2 separate regions of the Homo sapiens genome follow, and region 1 is linked to region 2. Evidence: chromatin contacts called from ENCODE Hi-C data. All regions are on one chromosome and are shown on one strand. Each heading gives the region's core, a stretch centred on a gene start or an enhancer-like site at or near the end of the contact. The rest is flanking DNA. Distances are from core to core; before and after follow the strand shown. Region 1 overlaps LINC00850 (long intergenic non-protein coding RNA 850). Region 2 holds the start of FMR1 (fragile X messenger ribonucleoprotein 1).

Region 1 (2,700 bases), core at 157-2,656, 1.9 Mb after region 2:
CTTAGCCTTCCTATCTAAAATCCTTAACCTGCGGATGGCCCAAATGCATTTAATCTGTAGCAGCAACTGCTTTGCTAGCAGAAGAAAGTAGAAAAATCGCTTTTAGAGGAAACTTCATTGTAAGCACACCTCACAAGTTCAGAACTATCTTAAGTCAAAAAAAAAAAAAAAAGCAGAAAGGTAGCTTACTAACTCAAAAATCTTAAAGTATGGGACTCTTCTGTTAGAAAAAGATGATTTAACATTAACCACGGATAATTCCCTTAACCCAGCAGGTTTCCTAACAGGGGATCTAAATCTTAATTAATTACCATACAAAGGTCTGACCATACCTAGGAGGAACTCCCTTCAGGACAGGACAATAGATGGTTCCTCCCTGGTGACTGAGGGAAAAAGACACAATAGGTATTCAGTAATTGATAGGGAAACTCTTGTAAAAGCAGAGTTAGGAAAATGGCCTAATAATTGGTCTGCTCAAACCTGAGAGCTGTTTCCTCTCAGCCAAGCCTTAAAGTACTTAAAGAACCAGGAAGGAACCATCTATGCCAATTCTAAGTAAATCTGGACTAAACAAGGTCTTGTTAACAGCAAAGGATAATTGAAATCCCAAACTTACAAGGTTTTCAACAAAAGTAAAGTTTGCTAAAAGTTAACAGTGTAACATGTATTATCCTAACTTCTAATCTTATGGTCTTAGGCAGTCTAGTCCACAGACATGAAGGAAGTTCGCTTTGGAAAAGAATGGTTATCATCTTTAGGAAAAAAAGGGTGGAGGGGGGAATTTATGTAAAAAGAATGTTATATGGTAAATTCTTGTCCTAAAGTAAATTAACTGGTTGTTTAAAGAAAAGGATGTTTGCAGCAAGTCAGAAAGTTGAGGCACATGGAAGAATTGTCTGTGAAAGTCATGACCAAAAAAAAGTTATAAAAGGGAATTTATGCAAGAAATGTTGTATAATTTAAAAGTAATTAGGCCTCCTGAATGTAGAATTATTGAAGAAACAGTTTACGTGCAAAGTGTATAAGGAAAGTAAAATATACCTTTGGTAAAAGGATTATATGGAGGCATAATGATGTGGATTTTTACCTACATTAAAAGGTTAAAAAAATATTTTGTTTTAAAGGTTTAAGCAAGTTTTGAAATGTTAATTGTAAAGGGAATCCTGTGTGTAAACATATTGGCTAAAGTTACAGAGGTATCATCCAGTTTTTCTGTGAACTGGACATTGTAAATAAAAAGTAAAGTAGAAGTTCGTCTTCAAAGACTTTCCTTCCAATCTAATTAGGAATAAATAGTAACTTCTCTTAGAAGCAAAATTTATTCAAAGACCTGTGCTCCTAAATACTTGCCCTGGCATGCTTATACTGGTCCAAGCAAGCATCAGGTCATAGCCTGTGCCTCTTCTTTATTTAAAAGTGTTTTTACCTTTCTCAGCATTCCACAATTTACTTCCTCCTTCCTTTGTTCTCCTCTACCTTTGCCTCTTCTAAAAACTCCTAAGTTGCTAGCCATTTGGGACGAATACAGAATGTGAGGTCCCGTTCCAGCCAATGGAAACCGGACACAGCAGTAGGGTGGATGCGTCAGGTCATAAATGACCCTGTCTCCTTTGTTTGGTGTATTCTCGTGGCAAAACTGCTGGCGAGTGTACCCTTTCTGCAGAAAGTAAAAATGGCCTTACTAAATAATAATGTTCAAGTGCTATTTCTTTACGGCACTAGGGAACAAGCATTTCAAACAATTTGATGGGCCATATGGGGATACATTCTCCTCTGGGGGTGGTCTCCAGTCGTCTCTCATGATGGAGCGTGCTCCCTTACCTCATTGCAAGCGTCTCATGGGTGAGAAATTGAGACCCACCCGGTGTGATGAATAAACCTGTACTCTCAGCAATGCAAAAATAAAAAGAGAGAGAGAGAGAGAGAGAAAAAAAAAAACAGAAACTGGCCAGCAACCTAGCTTAAAGGATCCTCACATACTGCAGTGATGACTCTGTGCACAGACCAAGGAAGGAGAAGCCGCAGGAGCCAGTAAAGTAAAAAAACTGCAGGGGTGGTAAAGTATGCCTTAGTCAGGATGTCCTGGAGGTTAGAAAGAGGTGAGAAATCCCCAGGGGCGTTGAACCTCAGAAAGAGCTGAGAATTCCTTGGGGGGGGGGTTGAACCTCAGAAAGAGGTGAGAAATCCCCATGGTGGGGGGGTTGAACCTCAGAAAGAGGTGAGAAATCCCCATGGTGGGGGGGTTGAACCTCACACAAACCTCCGGAAGTAAGAAAAATATTTAGAAACCCCCCTTTCCTTTCTTCTCAGGGGAAGAAAGAGTAGCTCCACTCCCGCCGGTCCCTCCCCTAAGGGAAGGGAAAGGAGAAGGAAAAACAGCAGCATAGGTGGCTGGCAGAGACTAAGGAAAGACCAGCAGAGAAGAAAAAGAACTTAGGAGAGAAGAGAGAAAGCAAGCAAAAACAGCAGTCACAGAGCCAAACAGCGAGGCAGGCACGCCAAGGGTTAAGTCCCTCTCCCCAGCCCCAGTCTATGTGAAAAAGAGGGCGGTGGACCCTTGCTGGGAGGAGAGCAGAGGAGGTGAATAGGGCATAATTCTTGCAATTTGCGGCAGGCATCTGCCAAGCCTCTAGGCTGGTGACTGCCCTAGGCCCAGACTGCAGCCACGCAAATCTCACCCAGCCCGAGAAACTAAGTGTA
Region 2 (2,700 bases), core at 115-2,614:
GGCCCTAGATCCACCGCTTTAAAGCTGGAGTTCCACCAGCAGCAACATCCTCTCATTCTGGGGCACCTGCCTGGGGCAGGTCATCCTGCCTCTGCCAACTCAGTGCTATTAGTTAACTCTCACCTGCCATATTCCAGCTGGAATCATCTCCCCTTCTCCACCCCAGACTAGGTCATGTTCCGCCATCATGGAAGCGCCTATTCTTCATACCCCTTATCACAGCTGCAACTACTCATTTACTTGTCTGACAATTTGATTTATGTCCACCTACTTTGCTAGGTACTAAGTTCAATGCTGGCAGTCGTTTCTTCTTTTTTTTTCTTTTCTGTTTTGCTCACCGATTTCTCGTTAGCACTTAGCACAGTGTCTGGCACACGATAGATGCTCCGTCAACTTCTCAGTTGGATACCAGCATCCCGAAGGGAACATGGATTAAGGCAGCTATAAGCACGGTGTAAAAACAGGAATAAGAAAAAGTTGAGGTTTGTTTCACAGTGGAATGTAAAGGGTTGCAAGGAGGTGCATCGGCCCCTGTGGACAGGACGCATGACTGCTACACACGTGTTCACCCCACCCTCTGGCACAGGGTGCACATACAGTAGGGGCAGAAATGAACCTCAAGTGCTTAACACAATTTTTAAAAAATATATAGTCAAGTGAAAGTATGAAAATGAGTTGAGGAAAGGCGAGTACGTGGGTCAAAGCTGGGTCTGAGGAAAGGCTCACATTTTGAGATCCCGACTCAATCCATGTCCCTTAAAGGGCACAGGGTGTCTCCACAGGGCCGCCCAAAATCTGGTGAGAGAGGGCGTAGACGCCTCACCTTCTGCCTCTACGGGTCACAAAAGCCTGGGTCACCCTGGTTGCCACTGTTCCTAGTTCAAAGTCTTCTTCTGTCTAATCCTTCACCCCTATTCTCGCCTTCCACTCCACCTCCCGCTCAGTCAGACTGCGCTACTTTGAACCGGACCAAACCAAACCAAACCAAACCAAACCAAACCAGACCAGACACCCCCTCCCGCGGAATCCCAGAGAGGCCGAACTGGGATAACCGGATGCATTTGATTTCCCACGCCACTGAGTGCACCTCTGCAGAAATGGGCGTTCTGGCCCTCGCGAGGCAGTGCGACCTGTCACCGCCCTTCAGCCTTCCCGCCCTCCACCAAGCCCGCGCACGCCCGGCCCGCGCGTCTGTCTTTCGACCCGGCACCCCGGCCGGTTCCCAGCAGCGCGCATGCGCGCGCTCCCAGGCCACTTGAAGAGAGAGGGCGGGGCCGAGGGGCTGAGCCCGCGGGGGGAGGGAACAGCGTTGATCACGTGACGTGGTTTCAGTGTTTACACCCGCAGCGGGCCGGGGGTTCGGCCTCAGTCAGGCGCTCAGCTCCGTTTCGGTTTCACTTCCGGTGGAGGGCCGCCTCTGAGCGGGCGGCGGGCCGACGGCGAGCGCGGGCGGCGGCGGTGACGGAGGCGCCGCTGCCAGGGGGCGTGCGGCAGCGCGGCGGCGGCGGCGGCGGCGGCGGCGGCGGAGGCGGCGGCGGCGGCGGCGGCGGCGGCGGCTGGGCCTCGAGCGCCCGCAGCCCACCTCTCGGGGGCGGGCTCCCGGCGCTAGCAGGGCTGAAGAGAAGATGGAGGAGCTGGTGGTGGAAGTGCGGGGCTCCAATGGCGCTTTCTACAAGGTACTTGGCTCTAGGGCAGGCCCCATCTTCGCCCTTCCTTCCCTCCCTTTTCTTCTTGGTGTCGGCGGGAGGCAGGCCCGGGGCCCTCTTCCCGAGCACCGCGCCTGGGTGCCAGGGCACGCTCGGCGGGATGTTGTTGGGAGGGAAGGACTGGACTTGGGGCCTGTTGGAAGCCCCTCTCCGACTCCGAGAGGCCCTAGCGCCTATCGAAATGAGAGACCAGCGAGGAGAGGGTTCTCTTTCGGCGCCGAGCCCCGCCGGGGTGAGCTGGGGATGGGCGAGGGCCGGCGGCAGGTACTAGAGCCGGGCGGGAAGGGCCGAAATCGGCGCTAAGTGACGGCGATGGCTTATTCCCCCTTTCCTAAACATCATCTCCCAGCGGGATCCGGGCCTGTCGTGTGGGTAGTTGTGGAGGAGCGGGGGGCGCTTCAGCCGGGCCGCCTCCTGCAGCGCCAAGAGGGCTTCAGGTCTCCTTTGGCTTCTCTTTTCCGGTCTAGCATTGGGACTTCGGAGAGCTCCACTGTTCTGGGCGAGGGCTGTGAAGAAAGAGTAGTAAGAAGCGGTAGTCGGCACCAAATCACAATGGCAACTGATTTTTAGTGGCTTCTCTTTGTGGATTTCGGAGGAGATTTTAGATCCAAAAGTTTCAGGAAGACCCTAACATGGCCCAGCAGTGCATTGAAGAAGTTGATCATCGTGAATATTCGCGTCCCCCTTTTTGTTAAACGGGGTAAATTCAGGAATGCACATGCTTCAGCGTCTAAAACCATTAGCAGCGCTGCTACTTAAAAATTGTGTGTGTGTGTTTAAGTTTCCAAAGACCTAAATATATGCCATGAAACTTCAGGTAATTAACTGAGAGTATATTATTACTAGGGCATTTTTTTTTTAACTGAGCGAAAATATTTTTGTGCCCCTAAGAACTTGACCACATTTCCTTTGAATTTGTGGTGTTGCAGTGGACTGAATTGTTGAGGCTTTATATAGGCATTCATGGGTTTACTGTGCTTTTTAAAGTTACACC

What was found. A loop is a pair of places that touch in the nucleus more often than their neighbours do. Pooled maps may share reads with other maps.
Region 1: a pooled map shows a loop between it and region 2 (5-fold over the local background). The contact joins the enhancer-like site here to the promoter of FMR1 in region 2. A Hi-C loop is called at or near these places in 5 of 50 pooled maps.

What each region holds. Positions count from the first base shown.
Region 1 is chrX:149,827,870-149,830,569 of GRCh38, forward strand. The region is part of intron 1 of LINC00850 (long intergenic non-protein coding RNA 850); the gene reads left to right. Among named protein-coding and RNA genes, the nearest start is that of LINC00850, 3.5 kb to the left of the region's middle. RefSeq lists enhancers at 2,085-2,134, 2,335-2,474, 2,495-2,564, 2,585-2,700. Within about 2 kb of position 1,407, at least 5 of the 41 ENCODE cell types and tissues checked have a DNase peak (open chromatin) inside an H3K27ac peak, as active enhancers do.
Region 2 is chrX:147,910,555-147,913,254 of GRCh38, forward strand. FMR1 (fragile X messenger ribonucleoprotein 1) reads left to right here and starts at 1,365. Exons shown (of 17, transcript NM_002024.6): 1 at 1,365-1,676. The coding sequence starts at 1,626. It overlaps FMR1-AS1 (FMR1 antisense RNA 1), which reads right to left and starts at 1,263. Exons shown (of 2, transcript NR_024503.3): 1 at 1,088-1,263; 2 at 1-441. RefSeq lists enhancers at 896-1,105, 1,686-1,785 and a silencer at 1,186-1,525.